Regions from separate parts of the Homo sapiens genome. Here all the other regions are linked to region 2. A link is an interaction called in ENCODE POLR2A ChIA-PET data of the cell type or tissue named here. Cell type or tissue: Panc1. All regions are shown on one strand. Links, peaks and the distances in the headings refer to the core of each region. The heading gives the core; the rest is flanking DNA.

Evidence for each region. ChIA-PET counts read pairs that join two places held together with the same protein. Peaks named below come from ENCODE experiments on the same cell type or tissue, not always from the same donor. Only the 100,000 strongest peaks of a DNase experiment are listed, where the experiment ranks them.
Region 1: POLR2A ChIA-PET joins it to region 2 with 11 read pairs; 4 of 35 experiments call an interaction of 5 or more read pairs at or near these places.
Region 3: POLR2A ChIA-PET joins it to region 2 with 9 read pairs; 2 of 35 experiments call an interaction of 5 or more read pairs at or near these places.

What each region holds. Positions count from the first base shown.
Region 1 is chr10:100,351,063-100,356,062 of GRCh38, reverse strand. It overlaps SCD (stearoyl-CoA desaturase), which reads right to left. Exons shown (of 6, transcript NM_005063.5): 3 at 3,567-3,697; 4 at 1,431-1,636. Among named protein-coding and RNA genes, the nearest start is that of SCD, 6.3 kb to the right of the region's middle. RefSeq lists an enhancer at 986-1,486. In Panc1, for the core only: no CTCF peak of the experiment used is centred there; no DNase peak of the experiment used is centred there; H3K4me3 peaks cover 2,022 bases; H3K27ac peaks cover 1,976 bases.
Region 2 is chr10:100,738,040-100,744,631 of GRCh38, reverse strand. It overlaps a transcript of PAX2 not described here. Among named protein-coding and RNA genes, the nearest start is that of PAX2, 4.2 kb to the left of the region's middle. RefSeq lists enhancers at 1-8, 6,217-6,592. In Panc1, for the core only: a CTCF peak has its summit at 862 (motif pointing right); a DNase peak (open chromatin) is centred at 859; H3K4me3 peaks cover 4,950 bases; H3K27ac peaks cover 5,000 bases.
Region 3 is chr10:100,619,274-100,625,865 of GRCh38, reverse strand. No RefSeq gene overlaps it. Among named protein-coding and RNA genes, the nearest start is that of HIF1AN, 87 kb to the right of the region's middle. In Panc1, for the core only: no CTCF peak of the experiment used is centred there; no DNase peak of the experiment used is centred there; H3K27me3 peaks cover 1,168 bases.

The DNA.
Region 1 (5,000 bases), core at 1-5,000, 390 kb after region 2:
CATTGGTAAGATAGGTGAGGTCCAAACTACAAACTAATGAACAGACGTCTCTCCATCCTTGGCTGGTTTTCCCATCTGCCTTTGGGCTCCTTTCTCTTTCTAATCAGCACTCTTTTTCAGTCTGTGTTTAGTGTCATGCCTCCATTTTCTGCTAGCTACTCCCTAATTCTTTGGTCTTCTTTTCCCTCAGAGACCCATTGAGTGTCCTTGATCACCTGCAGCTCTCTGTCCCTCAGGAAGCCCTTTCTCAGTCTTCATTCTCAATGTAGACCAGGCCATTGACATTCCAAGGGCACTGATTCCCTACATTCCTTCAGCAGTCAAGTCTTTGACTTTTACATCACTGACATTCCCTGCACCCAACTCTTTTCTCCATTTCTGCCACTGCTTCGCTAGCAGGGGTCCTCATTACCTAACTTATGTCCCTACCTCTCACTTTGGCTCAGTGGTTTCTTACACTTGTTCTAAAAGCAGCCTTCCTAAAGCACGTCCGTAACTATGCCACATTGCAGTTCAAAAGATGTAATGGCTTCCTATTGCTTATTGAATTAAGTCCTAAGTCTGCTTTTAGGACTCGACAAGAATGGCATTAGTCTCTCCAGTCTTACTTCTTCCCATACCCTATACTTCAAGCAAAAGGACTCTATTGCTGGAACATGCTTCGTGTTTTAGCTCATTCTGTTTCTTCTGTTTGCACTGTCTCTCCCCACACATAGTTGTAAAAATTTCTATCCGTTGGTGGATTCCAACACTATTTATTTCATATCACTTCCTTGGTGTTGCCCATTGAGCAATCTCCCTCCCCTTTGTACCTCTCATAGTACAGAAAATATTCTGCCTTATGCCATGGTTATCTGGATACTTGGCTTATCTCTCCACCCCGATAGGCTACAAACTTTTTGAAGGTAAGAACTAAGCTACCGGCCTGGGCAATATAGTGAGTGAGACCTTGTCCCCACAAAAAATTAGCCAGGCATGGCGGTGTGTGCCTGTAGTCCCAGATACTCAGGAGGTTGAGGTAGAAGGATTGCTTGAGCCTGGGAAGTCAAGGCTGCAGTGAGCCATGATTGTGCCACTGCACTCCAGCCTGGGCAAGAGAGAAAGACTGTTGAAACACAAACACAAAAACAAACAAACAAACCTAGGCAACTAGGCTATAATCATCTTTGAATCTATGACTGTCCTAGGACAATAAACATCTCTTGAATGTAATGGGTTTAATTAAGATAGTCAGAGAGAAAGAAATGGAGCAATAGTCTATGGCTACGGGCCCGTGGGATGTTAAAAATTGGGATTTTAAATTAAGATTGTGAACATGCAAACCCAGCAAATTTCTCAGCTTATATTTTGAAAGTCTCAGGAGAAAAAATGGGGTCCCTAATGACCAGGTGCCAGGGCCATATCCCCACCTCCATCAGGGCTTCACTCACCTCCTCTGGAACATCACCAGTTTCTCAGCTTCTAGGTCAGACAAGTCTAGCGTACTCCCCTTCTCTTTGACAGCTGGGTGTTTGCGCACAAGCAGCCAACCCACGTGAGAGAAGAAAAAGCCACGTCGGGAATTATGAGGATCAGCATGTGTTTCTGAAAACTTGTGGTGGGCACGGTGGTCACGAGCCCATTCATAGACATCATTCTGGGGAGAGAGAGAAGAGGAATGTAAGGCTTGAGGATAGACACCCTATTAGGAGAATCCCAATGGACAGGTATCAAGAGCCCAAGGCGCTCAGCCCAACCTCACAAAATACCCAGGAATCTGGGCTCCAAAGGAGTCATGGAGTTGCCTCCCTTCTTCTCCCAACTTGCCACTGAAGCTTAAGTAGAAAAAAGCAACTTAAAGTCCCAGGACCATAGCAATAGAACTGCTGTTTCTTGAAAGTTATATGGTGGGTGGAACGGAGGTAAATCATACAGAGCTCAGAGAGTTTCAAGAAGTGAGAACATTGCAATTCTTTAAGCAAGGAATGTTGGAAAAGATCCTCATGGGGTACCTAATCCCTAGGCATGGGGAACATGAGGCAGGCAGCCTTGTGTCCTAGGGTCTCAATCAGTAGATAAGCTGCAGCTGCAGGGTGCACCATTCTGGTGCCTTGCAAAAGAGCTCATACAACCCAATAACAAGGCCAGGCATGCAACTCGTGATCATGACTGCATTTTCAAACGACCTCTGGGCTTCTTCATGACTTTTTCCATCCCTTAAAGAATGTACCAATATCTCTCTTCCTTCCTTTTGCTCCACAGGACAACTTTGGAAGCCTTCAAGGTATAAGCTGCTATGGCAGAGATGATCATGCAAATGTGGCAAGTTCTTGGGATATTGCCACCACTAAGTTGGTTTCCTTTCTTCCTCTTGCTCCAAGCTAAGCCAAACGCCACATGCTATCATTTGCCCATTGCTACAGCTTAATGACTATGATGCATTCCCTTTCCCCATTTCCCTTCATTCTGTCTTTGCTATAAACTTTTTTTTTTTTTTTTTTGAGATGGAGTCTTGCTGTTGCCCAGGCTGGAGTGCAGTGGCGCGATCTCAGCTCACTGCAAGCTCTGCCTCCCAGGTTCACACCATTCTCCTGCCTCAGCCTCCCACGTAGCTGGGACTACAGGTGCCCGCCACCACGCCTGGCTAATTTTTTGTATTTTTAGTAGAGACAGAGTTTCACTGTGTTAGCCAGGATGATCTTGATCTCCTGACCTTGTGATCTGCCCACCTCGGCCTCCCAAAGTTCTGAGATTACAGGCGTGAGCCACCGTGCCCAGGTTTGTTTTTTGCCTTAACAAACCTCAATGTTTTACTTAGCCACCATGGCAGCCCAAGAAAGGGCCACAATGTTGGGCTGGTCTATCTAATCTCTCTGTAACTTGGTTTCCTCATCTGTAAAATGGGGATAATAGTACCTATTTCCTAAGATTTTTGTGAGGACTTTATATCAAATGCTTAGAATAGTGCCAGGCTCATAGTCAGTGCAATAAAAGTGTTTGCTCTCATTATCTCAAAATAAGAGTTCACGAGTCTGGGAACATCAACTTCAATCCCACTGTGGTGGAGTCCTAAGTTATTCACTTTTGAAATTTTTTTTTTAAAGTTGGGGTCTTGTCACCCAGGCTGGAGTGCAGTGGTGATATCATGGCTCACTGCAGCTTCAAACTCCTGGGCTCCAGTGATCCTCCCAGCTCTGCCTCCCTAAGATATTTACCTTAAATAGTGAATTTATTGTCCAGTGTCTGCCCAGGAATCTAAGGTCAGTCTCTGGCTTATGTGCCAAAGCCCCTTATGATGAAGAGCCACAACGGCCAGATTGTGTGACAACACAGGGACCTTAGGATCAAAAATATTCCTACACATCAGGAGTATTTTCCAATTATCTTCCAGTTCCCTTTTCCAAGACTCAGAAGTCTCTTCATGCTTTATGGACTTAAGGACTGAACTGGAACTTGAGGTGACTACAGGAGAGAGGAAAGTGAAATGGCTGTCAGGTGTGGCTCCTCTCTGGTGCTGATCCCTCCTTTCTGTCCCCGGATCATTAATAGTGTGGAGGACAAACAGCTGAGCAGAGACAACTTCTTACCTGGAATGCCATTGTGTTGGCAATGATCAGAAAGAGCCGTAGGGGCAGCCGAGCTTTGTAAGAGCGGTGGCTCCACAGACGATGAGCTCCTGCTGTTATGCCCAGGGCACTGACAAAATAGTAGAATACCCCTGCCAGGAGAAGACAGTGGGGGAGTCACCAATCAGTGTGAGTTCCATCTGGGAAAGGATGCCAGAGACACTCTCTGGATGCTAGAAACTGTCTTCGTCAGGCTTTGGGTGAGAACTGGCTTTACCATGAACTCTAGGGATAACCACATCCCTTAGATTTTACCACTTGAAAAATATCACCCCCCAACCTCTCAACCCAGGAAAAAAAGATAAGCTAAAGAATCCCAGGAACTAAGGAGTCAGAAAGGCAGGAGAGAGAATAGTGCTCTTACCACTCATTCTTCATCTTAAAGGCATTCTCCCAGGGCCTAGCTATCTCCTTTCACCTCTATCTAGGCCTTCTCTAAGGTTTTAAGGGCCACAAACTACTCCTGCAGAGCTCAGAACCCATAAGCCAGGGTGTTATTAAAATAACAGCAGAGGGCCAGGTGTAGTATGAACCACTTTGTCATCCCAGCATTTTGGGAGGCCAAGGCAGGAAGATCCCCTTGAGCCCAGGAGTTCAAGACCAGCTGGGATAACATAGGGAGACCTTGCCTCTACAGATAATTTTAAAAATTAGCTTGGCATGGTGGCACCTGCCTGTGGTCTCAGCTACTCAAGAGGTTGAGGTGGGAGGATCTCTTGAGCTCAGGAGGTCGAGGCTGCGGTGAGCCAAGATCGCGCCACTGCACTCAAGCCTTATCAACACAGCAAGACCTTATCTCAAAAAATAAAATAACAGCCAGTACAATCTGGGCACTGACCAATTTGAGAAGCCCTTAGTTGTAGGGGACTCTTAGGGCATTCAGACTATGGCCATTTATCAACTGGTACAAAAAAGCATTTAAATATTCAAGCAGTCAGTGTGGCCAAATCAGGGAAAAATTAGCCCTGTGCATAAATCCAATTTGTACAGTGTCTTAAGCTTTACCAAAGATTTCACGTTCCAGCTATACCATCCACCTCCCCCAAGATACATGCACAACTCCTCTGTCTCGCCTTTGCCACATCCCTGTCAGCCCATACTCTCACCGGGCAACGCTCTCTAGACAATGGTGGGATATTCTTCAAGCTGTCAGTGAAGCACCCCACCATTGTCTTCCCTCACCTTCCTGGAGGCCTGCAGGCTCAGGAGGTGCCAGATATAATCTCTAACTGGGAAGTGGGCTGCTGGGCGTCCCCATATCTTCCTCTGTTCAGTAGCTCTAGCAGGCAGAAGCTGTGGCCTTGATAGAAACTCTTAACAATGTTTCATTCCTAGGGAAACAGCTAGAAACAATAGATCCTCAGTGGCCACAGAACTTAGTTGCAGTTGGAGACA
Region 2 (6,592 bases), core at 838-5,837:
CGGCTGGGGAGAAGAGGAGGCTGCGGACGCGGCTGAGCGCCGCCCGCTGCTAGCTCGGTGGATCCGGGGCGAGCGCAGGAGGCGCAACCACGGGGACGTCCCCACTCCTGCCGGAGCCTCCGCAGCTCTCTCTGGCACTAGCTCCCTTGCTCGCTGGGGTCCGCTCGCACGCACCAGGCAGAAGAAGCCCTTTGTCTCCTAACTGGTTAAGTACAGAATATCCGGGAGATCTTCATGAAATATTTTCCCTCGTCTCATAAATCATCTTGGCACTTCAGCTGATGTTTTAACTCTCTCTCCCTCCTTCGCTCCCTCCCCCCGCTTCCCTGGGTCTGCGAAAGGGCGGCTCGGCGAAGCTTGCGCAGCGCTCTTGCAGCCCGAATCCGAGATTCCTCCAGCCCCCGTCTGCAGCTCCGGGCGCCCCGCGGAAGCGCGGCGGACTCGCGCTCCCCTCCCTCTGGCCGGAGCCTGGGCGGCAGATACCATGGGGAGAGATGCACCTGCCTGACTCAGCCTAACTACTACTACTGGGCGTCTTGTACCCGGGTTTTTGGGATGCCCTTATTCCTCAGGAGGAGCTCAGGCCAGGCTCAGCGGGACGAGGTTCTGAGCCTCTCACTCCTGTGGGGCCTGGGTCCGCTGGGATCCTGGCATTTGCCCTCCCTCCTGTATCCTCCAGAGCCCAATAAGCTTAATCCACCTGCGGGGTAAAGTCTGGGAGGAAAACACTCCTCACCGCCTGCCCCTCCCAGCCCCTATCCCACTTCCCTTGGGTGGCTAGGCAGGTTGGTTCCCTTGGGCTAGAGGTTGAAGACGCAGGGCCTAGCCTCTAAGGTCAGTCTCTTCCTCTTGAGGCCTGCAGATGGCGCTCCCGGGTTTGCTTTGGCCTCACAACCCCACGAACACGCACTAACTTCGTGTAGGGACCGAAGAAGGAAAACAGTTCGGGCAGCCGAAAAGTAACAGCTCCCAGGCCAGAGTGCAAGGGATCTCAGGTGGTATTAGCTAGCACAGCCTTGGCTTTCCCCTCTGGGAAGTAATTAACCCAGAACTGGGGTGAAAGGAACGTTGAGAAAGGGTCCTTATTTAGAGGAGCTCAGAACTAAAGTAACCTTTGCCCCAGGTCTCTCCAAGTTGGTCATCCAGGAATTTGTCTCGGGGTGTGTGAACTATTGAAGGAAGAAAGCTGTGAGTAAACCCCCCCCCTTCCACACAGACACAGATTTTTCTAGAACCAGCTAGACATGTCCCTATGTTACAAGTACCATGAAATGTGGGTGCCCACAACAAGCATTTTCACATGTTGGGCGAGAAGGATTTTCCATTTTGTAGAGAAGGGGACTTAATGCGCCAAGTGTGCTGGAAGTTGTCCTCACACACCTGTCCTTCACATGCACCTTCTGAGGAGTAAAGACCCTTCTGATAGTCCCATTCCCAGGTAGCCCCTGAGAGTCCCCCCTGCTCCTGGGATCGTCTCCCCAGCACTGCACTAGCTGGACACTCACTCTTCCGCCAGGCCGGCTCCTGGCCGCTTCCCCATTAGCTCCAGCCCATTCCTGGGTCTAGAGAGTCAAAGAGTAATGCTCCCTGGAGATTAGGAACCCCTTTTCTCCAAAGCTCTGCCTTCTCCTGGGGCTCCAGGATGAAGGGCTGGCCTTCATCCAGTCACTGGCCGCTCCTCTGACTCCCCCTTTTCTGTTCTCTTTCTTCTATACAGTCTAGTAGAGGGGTGGGGGGAAGCAAGAAAGCAAAAAAAAAAAAAAAAAAAAAAAAAAAAAAAAAAAAAAAGGAAGAAAGAAGAGGAAAGGGGAAAAGAAAGAGAAAGAAAGAAAACAACCCAACCCCAAACACTACCCGGGCTCCGACCTGTCAGGGTTGGTTGCTTTTCCCGTCCGCCTCTAAATGAACCTTTTCTCTCTGGTGTTTTCAAAGCGGCCCTTCCACCCCCCAACCTAGGGGCATTTACACTTCAAACAAGGAGCCCGCCTCCCTGCGGAAATTTAAAGGCAAATAAACTTTTGGGGAGTTGCTCTGATACCCATCTCGGGATTTGCTTCATTAGCCGCCTCTGTGCATCTGATCTGCCCAATAAATCTTCCTTGTGGATCTCGGCTCCTTTGCCTTCTCGGCTCCCTTCCCTGCCAGGCTTGCCCAGGCGCCTGGCGGCCCCCAACCTTGCCTCCGCCCTCCAGGCCGAGCTACTGCCGGCCTGGTTTTCTGGCTGGGCCGCGCCTGCTCTGTCTGGGTGTAGGTGTCGGGGTGGCGGATAGGCACCCCGCACCTCGAGTGTACCCACGCACCGGCGCCCCAAGCCAAGCCAAGCGCGACTCCAGGGCTCTCAAATGCGTTTCTGGGCATGTTGTGCAAAAGTGAAGTGCCGGTGTAGACCTAGTCCACTGCCCGCTGCCCCGCTGCCACCCGCTCCCGCTGCCTTCCAGAAACCCTTTCTCCTGTTTTCCGGTTTCCAGTTCCCTGGCCCAGCGTTTTCTGCCCAGGCGAGAAAAGGCAGAAGCGTGGTTGCCTCTCCTCCTCCTGCAGGGCCCTGACCCGGGGCCCAGGCGCCCGGCCTCCAGTAGCTTGGGAAGGCGGCTGAGCCTTGGTGAGACGGAGGGGGCCGCGGGAGCATCCCAGCCGCGCCCCTCCCCCGTGGCCGGGACCTGCCTTCCTCCTTCCACTTCCCGGGGAGCGGCTAGGGGAGCTAGGACCGGGGTCTGAGGGAGGGGATTAGAAATTCCGAAATTAAATGCATCTCCCCAGGAAATGCTCCCCACAGCGCGGACCAAATTAAATGCATTAAAGTTCAGAGGGGAAAAAGCTGTTTAGAACCAAGGGGAGAAAAGTAGTCCGAAGGGAAGAGAAGCAGAAAGGGAGGGGAGAGAGGGAGAACAGAGCTGCAGCTCCGCAGCTGAGCTTCATTTCTGGATTATTCCCACTTTTAGAAGTCACCACCAAAAAGAAAAATAAAAGTTCTTCTGACAACCGAACTCCAGAGCCGACCAACCGAGGCTCACTCGCCCTCTGGGTCCCGGCGCACCCCAGGGCGCATACCCTCGGCTGTCAGATCCCAGGGAGCCGAAACTTACACCCCAGCCCCTTCCGCAGAAAGGCCTGACCGGCTCCTGCCCGGCCTTTCCCCCTCCTCCTCCCCATTCTCTCCCCGCCCTTCCCCCTGCCTGGCCCTCTGGTCACGTTGGAGGATGGTTTTTTTTTTTTTTTTTTTTTGGAAGAGCTTCTGGTACAATATGGAGCACCATGGGCTGCAATTTCACACTCCACAGCACATTCCCCCTAAAGCTACTTTCTTTTTTTTTTCATCTAAGACCCCCTAATTTCTGCTTCCTCGCTCCCTCCCTCCCTCCTGCTCTCACTCTTCTTTTCCTGCTTTTGTTCCCAATATTTGGGCTCCCTGCGTGAAGCCCGGGGGGCCTGACTCCCAGCTGGCCCCGCCCGCTCGGTCTGTTGGTCCTGTGGAGTCCAGGCGCACGTGCTGGGCCTTTATCCTCCAGGATCCCTCCCCCTTTAATCTAGCTTCCCCTCACAAGAGGTCTTTGCGACCTGCCCAGCCCTTCACAGGCCCTTTGAGGAGCAACAACAATGCAAGCCACTTGGCCACCAAAGCTGCCTCTTAGTGGCACGGGCCAGCCAGGTGGCTACCGCCCATGGGCCACTCTACTAGGGAACTGAAAAAATAGCGAAGCTGGGAGAAACCCAGCCAGCAGGTCTAGAGAGTAAGAGTGAAGGTCCTGTCCAACAGAGAACAAGCTAAAAGGGCTAGGAGCCCCGTGAGGCCCTGGTACTTCTGGCTCAGACCTGGACACAGCCTGTACCGCCTCCCTAGATACCCATGGACCTCCTAAAGGGGCCACTCACCCCACAGCCTACAGGAAAAAGTGACAGCCACTACATACACAGTCCCTTTGCTTCTTTGAGACTCAGTTTTCTCACCTGTAAAATGGGGATAATTACGCCTGTCTTGTCTACTCCATGGAGCTAATCAATAGGCATTTTGCAAACCCAGACATTTCTCTAGTAGATTATGGAGTAAATGGCCAGCTTTCTGAACTCTTACCCTTTCACAAAGAGGTAAAGGAGGGATCTGAGTGCTAAGGTAGGGCAGGAGGTGGCGTTTTCCACCCAACTTCAATCCTATAAAGGTTACTGGGGATTCCTCCCCGCGCCGCCTTCCTGTTTTATTTTGTTTCCCCTTCTATTGGCTATGCCACACCTGTCCAGGTTTATCGTTCTTCCCTCTGTCTATACCTCCTGCCACTCCTCCATTCCCACTTCCTGCACCCCCCTCCCAACTGCACCAGCGCAGCTGCTAGAGGATCGGTTAAATTCCTCACTGCCCACCCCCCAACCACCACCACCAACAGCCGGGTTAATTGTGGCCTCAGGCGCGGTCCTCTTCAGCCAGTCCGCCAAAACCGTCGGGAGGAGCTGGCCCATTGGCGGAGACCTAGGGAAGGAAATCCCGTCCGGTCCGGTTCCAAACAAAGAAAGTTGGTTCTCCCAGGACCTGCAGTTAATCAGTCAAAGCCAGAGCGGACAGGAGACGGTGGGGAGAGGCCTGGCTGGGAGGAGGCTCGAAGGAGGGAGAGACAGGAGGGGAAGAAAGAGGACCTTAGAGAGTTGCCGAGGGAACTGAGAAGCCACCACCTGTCTCTGGGAGGCCTGAAGAGGCTGGTTTGTGCGAAGCCGAAGTCCCCACCTGGCCAGCTGTCCCCTCCCCTCCTCCCCTAGGCCGGGCGAGAGAGTCGGAGGGAGGCTGAGTGTCGCTGGCGAAGTAATGATTAACTCTCTTAGCAGCCGGCCCGGAGCCCGCGGCCTCATCGGGCTGTGGTCGAGGGAGACGGTGCAGGCTGACCCAGGACGTCCCCGGCGTTACCTCCACAGTCATCGCCGCCGCGACCGTGGGACCTGCGGAGGGTGGGGGCAGGCGACAGCCGGGGGCGGCCGAAAGGGAACGGAGAGCAGGGCCAGGGAAGCACACTCCAGAGGCTGGGAGACCAGAGGGAGCGAAACAGCCACAGCCGAAATACAGGGAAAGGAAGGGTCCCCGCGGGTGAGCGCGCGCGACCGGGCCGCGCTGGGCAGAGTTGGAGAGGGGCGGGAGGACCCGCGCTGAGTTTCCCAGAGTTGCGAGCCGGCACCAAATCTACCGTCTCGGATCCATCCGCGGCGCGCCCGCCTTTCCTTCCTCCTCTCCCAGCAGCTGTGTGGATGTGAGGAGCAGGCGGAGAGCGCGCCACAGCCGGGAGCTGGTAAGGCAGGGGGACCCGCCAGAGAGACTGGGAGGCCCAAAGGGCAGGGCCGCCGAGGCGGGGACAGGCTGCGAGGTGGCTGGAGACAAAGGACCCGAACGCAGGGGAGAGGGGACCAGGGGCGAGAGCGGCTGGCTGAAACAAGGAGAGACCCGAGGAAAGGGGCGTCGTGGGACCCGCCTGGGTTTGTCCACTCCTGCCACCTCCGCCTACGTCCAGCCTGGAGCCAGGACGTCCCAGGGGTTCCTGGCCCGCCGTCTTGGGGCCTCGGGTCGGGGCTAGGGCTGCTGCTGAGAGTTGCGGTGGCTATGGGGGCCGTGTGTGTGTGTGTGTGTGTGTGTGTGTGTGTGTGTCCGCGTGCGCGCGCGCGACGGATTAGGCCCTCGGGGAAAGGGGGAAGGAGGGCCCTCTCTGTAGGGTGAGACCCCTGCCCCAGGCGACTGCCAGCCTCTGCCCTCCAAGGTCCAGAGCCATCCGTTCCCCGAACTTGAAACAAAAGGGCTGAACTGAATCCCTCAGGAGCCAGGACAGGGTCTCTTTCTGGAAAAAATGCTTTGGTTTGAGACTTGCATCTCAAGCGTCACCTACATCCAGAATTATTTCTTAACTTTGTGTAACTGTTCCTAAAAAAGAAAAGCTGCAAGGTAAATGTTGGAAAGAAAAAAATCCCTCAGGTTCCAGGAGTTCGCTCCGCTAGGTCTAGACGGGCTGGGAGGTCTAGACCCGCGGATAACGAATACATTGAAGAAACTGATGGAGGGAGGAAGCCCCTTTCAATTTCTGAATCAATTAAGGAGAATTTCTGATGTGTCTCTTTGGGGGCTGAGCGTCTGGATGAGGGGATCGTAGGAGTGTGCTTGAGTGTTGTGAGGGTGTGTAAAAAGTGCCAGGGGGTGGCGAAGGTAGTATAGGCAGACAGCTGTGTTCCAGGCGGGGCTGAGATGGGAGCTGGGGACCCATATCCAGCACCTCCCCCTCCCTCTCTCCCTTTGCCCTAAGCAGAGGCTGCTCCGAGGCCAAGGCCTCCGCAGCCTCTTCCAGCGGGGCCGCCAATCAATCCTGCAGGTCAACACAGCAGTTAATAACGGGGTGAGGAGGCCTGGCAAAAGAGGGCGGCGAGGCATCAGGCTGTGTCTCCCCCAGGCTCTGAAAGCCTGGCGCCCGAATGGGGAGAGGGAGAGGAGAAGTCTCCCAAGGTAGAAAGAAACCTGGGAACTCAGTGCAGGCCAGGGAGGGAGCTCAGGGCCCCAGAAGGCAGAGGCAGGGGACCAGCGTCAGGGAGCCAGAGAGCCAGCTGGGACAGAGCAGTGCAGAAAAAGGGAGGGCAT
Region 3 (6,592 bases), core at 638-5,637, 120 kb after region 2:
GGGAGGGAAAGGGAGGTGGGGGCACACAGAGGGTTGACCAGAACACAGGAAAGTGAGCTCCGAGACCACCAGGCGGACAGTATTCCTGTGGCCATATATTGTCTGTCACAAAAGTTGGAACTTTATTTCCCTTTCTTAGGAGAGGGTTCATGTGATTAGTGACAGATTCGAATCCACTGTCTCCCACAATCACAGAAGTCCTGGGGTGGACAAGCGGAAGATGCATGTGTGCCTTTGTGGATATGTGTTGATCTTGTTGCTACGTCGCTGTGTAAGTGTGAATGTGTGTCTGTCCCCCACCCTCTCGGGCCCCCACCCCCACCCACGCCCCCCTGCAGAAGACTCACAGTGCGGCCTCAGCGGAGTTTCTAACCTGGAGTGATCGCTTTCCTGATTTGCCACTTTAGTACTCTTGTTAATGAATTTTTAATCTTCTTAATGACATTAAACACGGAAAGTAATTAAGGAAAACAAGTTTGAAACTGCTGACTTCAACCCTTTATTCACAACTATTTAATGTAGAATTAATTTGATTTTGCCCATTATTCAAATGAACACGCTACCTTCTCCCCGGCCCCAGGCCTGTCCCCTTGCCCCCGTCCCCCAAATGCCCAAAGACCCCCTGTTGTGATCACCCAGTTGTTATTGACCCAAGTGGTTGCTGGTTTCTGTGCACCGTGTCTGTGCTGAGGGCTGGAGGTGATGACTAAGCCAAACTCCTGGATGGTGAGGAAGGCAGAGTGGCCTCTGTAAGAGGTCAGGAGGATTGAAGGGACTCAGGAGGGAGCCAGGAAAACAGAGCTCCTTCCCCACCCTGAGTCCGTCTCAGATTTCCACCTCTGGATACTCCATCAATAGCTCCTGCGTGCTCCGTGTCCAGTGCACTCAAGTGCTTGGATGTTGGAAGCCTTGGGTATTAAGATGTTTGGACATTTGATGTTAGAATATATAAATCTATAGAATTCAAAATAATCAGGTGTTTGGAGGCTCAGTGCTGGGGTGGGTACCCAAATGGTCAGGTTCCATGATGTCCATTTTGCAGAATTTTAGACCAAAAGAAAGAAACTTCCACCTCTAAACCCTGGGCCTCAGGCCACTGTCGGGATGAAGCTAAAACGGGAGGTCATAGCTGCTTGAAGCTGAGTTTGAAATCGATCCAGGTCCTGGAAGCAGAAACCAGGTCCCAGGACAGAGCCAGTACCTCCCTGAGCCAGAGGGTTTGGCTGCCACCTTCCAGAAGGGGTCCTGAAGCTGCCTCGGGACCCTGGACAAAAGTGAAGTCAGGGTCCAAAGGGGCCCCGGGGCTGTTGATGCCTGGGCCTTCTTCACGCCTGAAGGCAGTGAGCAGGCAGCTCTTCTCCAGGGCAAAGTACTCACAGCTGGGTGGCGGAGCTAGAAGAACAGGTGCAGGAGGTACCCTCAGCCTCTGGATTCGTGCCCCAAGAGGCCTCTCCACTTTAGCCTTGGGTCCTGGACCCCGTTTTGTGTGGGAGTACGCATGTACCTGTGTGGTGGCCAGGACAGCAGGCAGCAGAGGGAAATGGGAACAGCTCCGCACTCAGCCTCAGGTGGATCTGACTTAAATCCTGACTTTGAGCAAGTCCCTGACCTCTCCTTTCTTCCTCACTGAAGTCGGGTGGCCGATTCTCACTCCAAGGAGTTGTTGCAATGAGTAAATTAGATGCCACAGGTGCAATCCTAGCACAGCACCTGGCATGCTGCAGGCCTGCCCATCAATCCCTGCTCCATCACTCCCAAGCCCCACCCGCGGGGAGAAAAGGAGACCCCAGGAATGTGCCAGAGAAGGAAAACAGAGGGCTTCTGGGGCTGGGGACCAAAAGAGGGTCTCGGAAAGATGGTGGACTTGCCCAGAGTGGGGAAGGGAGAGCTGATTGGAGCATTGGAGAGCTGCCTCCCCCATCCTTGAATGGCCTCAGAAATGTTCCTTTCAGTCATTCCCCTGAATTATATCCCCAGGAGGGGTTTTCTCCCTCCCTCCCTCCCCCTTACCCCTTCCTCCTGCCTCTTCTCTCTAAACAAGCCTCCCCCAAGTCACTTCACTCATCTCAGCTCCTGGAAGAAAAGCAGCCCCAGCCCTTGGCCCCCCCGCCCTCATACTGCGCTGAGCCATGACCCGCCTGAGCTGATGCGAGAGTCTCCCTCGCCCCTTCCTCCCATTCCAGGGACTTTATGGGCTGAGACGCTGCTGGCTCGCTCACTTCTCCCTCTCTCCCGCTCCTCTTTCCATCATTCTCTGTGTCTCTTCCTCCCTCTTTCTTTCTTTCCCTGCCATGGCTGGCCTTGCTCCTTCCTGCCTGTCTTTCTCCATCTCTGTGTCTGTCTTCGCCTCTTGGTCTTTCTCACTTTCTTGAAAGACCATGGACTCTAGAACATTTCTAGCTGCAACTACCCAGGACACACTCTCAGGAAAGGAAAAACAGCTGCATCCAGCAGGGGACAATGGGAGGAACCCATCCTTGTGGGAGCGGCACACCTTGAGATGGCCCTGGGGTAGGGGGAGCCCTTAAACTGGCCTGCAGTTCAGTCCAAGGGAGGCCAGAACTGGTGTGACAGGGATCTCATGTCTCCCAAATACTTTGCCACCTCCCCTCCTTGTTGACATCCTGGAAGGGCCAGGAGGATTCTGAAGAAGAGGACTTGACCAGGTTAGCACACTCCCATCACACTTACCTTCACACACCTGCCCCCACTCTCCCAACAAAGACCCATGTTTCTCACACACAACACTCACAAACAGACTACGTGGTGCCTTGTTTACACACAGACACAAATATGCACCGGCACAGACACACATGGATGCAGATGCACACTCACAGATACACACAGCTACCCCCAACACATAGATCGTACACACACACACGCACAGATGCGCACGCACACACATATATACACGCAGAGATCCCACAGGCGCCCAAAAGCACAGGGCAATGATTAATGTCCCCTCAGAAAAAGAAATTATATCGAATAAATTAAACTACTGTGGCAGCAAATTGAAAAATAAGGATGTAAATGAGGTTTGAATACTTAATATCGAAGACAAGGGGGGAATGAGAAGGGATCGCTGGGCCCCCTGAGAGGGGAAAGGATGGTCTCTCCTGCCCCCTAATTCAACTCTGGCTCCTGTCCAGAGACCTTAGAGCTGGGGCAGGGCTAGTGCTGGGGCTCAGTCAGCACCAGGACCCTCCCTGCAGGGCCATTGCAGACAAAATTCCAGAACCTCTGGAAAGACTCAAGGAGGGAGGATGAGGAAGAGGAGGTGAGACCACCTGGCATCACCTCAAAACCTAACCCTGACACTCCCAGCACACAAAGGGACACTTGCTTTCAGGCCCAACACATAGTCCTTCCAAGGCCCATCTTGAGAGAAGACCCTCTTGACTCATCTCTCCCCAGGCCCCTACCCACCCCACGACACTCAAAGGCACCTGAACACCTATGCCTCGCTCAGCCCTCCACGATCAATCTCAAAGCTGCACACACTCCCAGAACTCACCTGCCTCCTCACACCTCCAATGTATCCTAACCCAGACCCACCCTGCACACACCACAGACATTCGGCCCACTTGCCCACCAACACCCCAATGCCACCCTGGCACAGTCCCACCCACACCAAGTATCCCCAAACCCCAGGGACACACACACACACACACACACACACACACACACAGAGTGGGGTGGGTAGCCCATCCCTGAGTCCCAATCCCCTCAGAACTGTGAGACGGATGGGTGGGAGGGTTGGGGAGGCTTCTCTTTAAGCTTTAATAAGCAGGACTCCCTGCACACACAAACAAGCACGAACACACACACACGCACACACACACACAGACGGACTGGCTGTCTGTGGAGCACTTCCGCTCAGCCTCCATCTCTGTTTCTCTCTGCCTCCACCTCTGTTGCCGGCTCAGTTTCCCTCACTCTGCCTGTCAACTGCTTTCTCACTGTCGCCTTTGTCTCGGACACCCCAATATATCCCCGCCTCCCCCAGCTCCCCATCGGTCGCCGGCCCCCGGCTGCTACCCACACCCTCGCGCCCCCCCACCCGCAGCCCCCCACCCCCTTCCCCTCCTCCGCGTTGCTCGCTGTCGTCTCTGTTCATATATATTTAGTATTTATTTACAAGGCTGGGTTTTTTTCCCTGGGCGGGAAGCCAGCCGTGCACAGAAATCCTTAAGATGCTATAAAGCTGGTGAGGTATAAAATGGAAAGTGGTTAGTGCGCTGTTTGGAGATATCTCACCGGCGGCCGCCCCGCCGCCCCGCCGCCCGCTGTAAATCTCCCGGAGTTTAGCGTGCTTGTTGGTATCTGGCCGCCAGGGAGGGGCTGGGCGGGGGCGGGGGCGGGGGCCCCCCCAGAGCCGAGGGCGCCCCCAGCGCAGGGACCCCTCAGCAGAGGCCCGGGGAGCGCCGCCCCCTCCTCAAAGGGACAGGGGCTAAAGGGGCTGGGAAGTCCCTTTCTGGGGAAACAAAGGCTCCTGCCCGGCCTCTTCTGAACTTTGCCAAGGAGACCGAAAAAAGAGGAGTAAAGACCTTGAGCCTGGAGGTACCTCATCAGCACACGGGCTGGGCAAGAGGTCACTGAAGGACAGGACAGAGCTTAGGCAAGACCCTGCCGAGATTTTGCCTAGGTTAGGAACCAAGGTTCTGCCACTGATAAGCGGGGTGAGCTCACACAAGTTACTTCACCTCCCCGAGCCTCGGTTTCCTCTTCCTCAATGGGATCATGATCGTTCCTACTCATAAGAGTGAAGGGAAGAGTAAATGAGTGCATCCGGTAAAGGATTTAGCACAGTGCCTGGTATGTAGTAGGTGCTCAATAAATGCTAACTAGTGTTCTTTGTGCCCATGCACTCAGTTAGCACTTGGTTCCTCCAGATGTTTGCTCAGCTGCTTCAGTCAGCTAGCCACGGCTTCCATCCACCCATCCATTCAGTGACTTTCAGCTGTGTGGTTCTGGGCTGTGTAACAGAGAATTCTGCAGGAGGCAACAGGGTACCCCAAGTCTGGACGGGGTAGTCAATCTAGACCAAAAGGGTGAAAAAGCCACTTCTGGATTAAGTAGCATTGCAGGGCAGCTGGGAGGAAAGGGCCAGCCCAGTCCATCCACCTGCCCATCAGTGACCATGACAGTCCTTTGAGTTCCCCTGGTCTGAGAGTCACAGGAGAAGCAGGCCCAATCTGCAAGGATCAGCAAGACGGGGAACCCCCAGAGGGCAGCTCTCATCTCCCGCTCATCCCTCCCTAGCAGCAGAGCCCAGAGCTGGCTCTCAGGAGCTGTCAGTAAGTGCCCTTTGATTGATGAGTTGGGAAGGCTGAACTCTGCCACACTCCCCTCTCACTCTGGAGGGATGACACACCTGTCATACAGCCTGCACACTTACGTCCCAGCTCACCTGGACACATGTCAGGAGAGCCGGGAGTAATGACAGGGAACTCTTAGGTGGTCACCGTCCAGAACAGGAAGCTCAGAAGAGCCAAGTCTGTGTCACATAGCCATGTCCTAGTGAGTTTAGCTGTATTCGTTCATTCACTCACTCCTTTATTCACTTGTTCAACAGGTGTTTACTGAGGTTCCTGGGCTAGGGGCTGAGGGGGACACAAATGAATATTATTGGTCCTGGCTCTCAAGAAGTTTATAGTCCAGGACAGATGTAGGTCAGGTATACAAGCAATATCAGTATTAGGAAAGCCATGTCAGCAGCCAGGAAAGCTGTGGAGAGGGCCTATAAGGTTCCCAGAAAAGAGAAACCACTGCTGAGGGGGGAGAATAATCATAGCAATAATAATTATAGTAGCCAGCAGACACCTTGCACACATTTATAGGTAATGTTCAGAAGATGGCTTTGCTTGAATCAGGACTTGCAGAGGATTAAAATATTGATGGGCAGAGAGGAGTTGGGGTGTTGGAAGGTGATGCCATTCCAGAAGGAGATTGTCACAGGCAGAGGAAGGACATGAGTGAATGCTCGTAAGTGGGAAGTCGCTGTGTGGGGAATGTTCAGGGGAACCACTCTGAGTCCAATTTGGCTGGCAAATGTAAGCATGGAGGAGAGTAATGGGAAGGTTTGGAGAGAGGGGTGGGCAGGAGCCAGATAACAAAGGGCCCTGAATATCAGAGTAAGGAGTCTGCACTTTCTATAGCAGGCAACGGGGAGCCTTTGAGGGTGTTTGAGCAAGGGAGTGACATGATCAGAGCTGTGCTTTAGGAGAGTTATTCTGGCAGCAGTGTGTAGAACAATTAGAGACAGTAAAACTGAAAGGCAGAGGAGGATGCCTGACCTGGTACCTGATGCGGTACGCACTCAAAAGCAGTTTGTTGGTTGAAATGAAGTGACCTAGAAGAGCCATAATAAGGACCTTCATGGGGGTGGTGGTGACGGTGAGGCAAAGGTGGGTGCAAAAGGCATCAGGAAGTATCTCTGAAATTTGTTAATTGATGGAAGGTAGGGATGAGGACCAGGAAGGAGACAGAGGCTCCAAGAGTTCTGTGAGGGTCAATAGTGAGTGATAGGGCTATTAACAAAATAGGGGAGTCACAAGTTGTTGCTGGTTTTAGGAGAGACTTATGAGCTCGC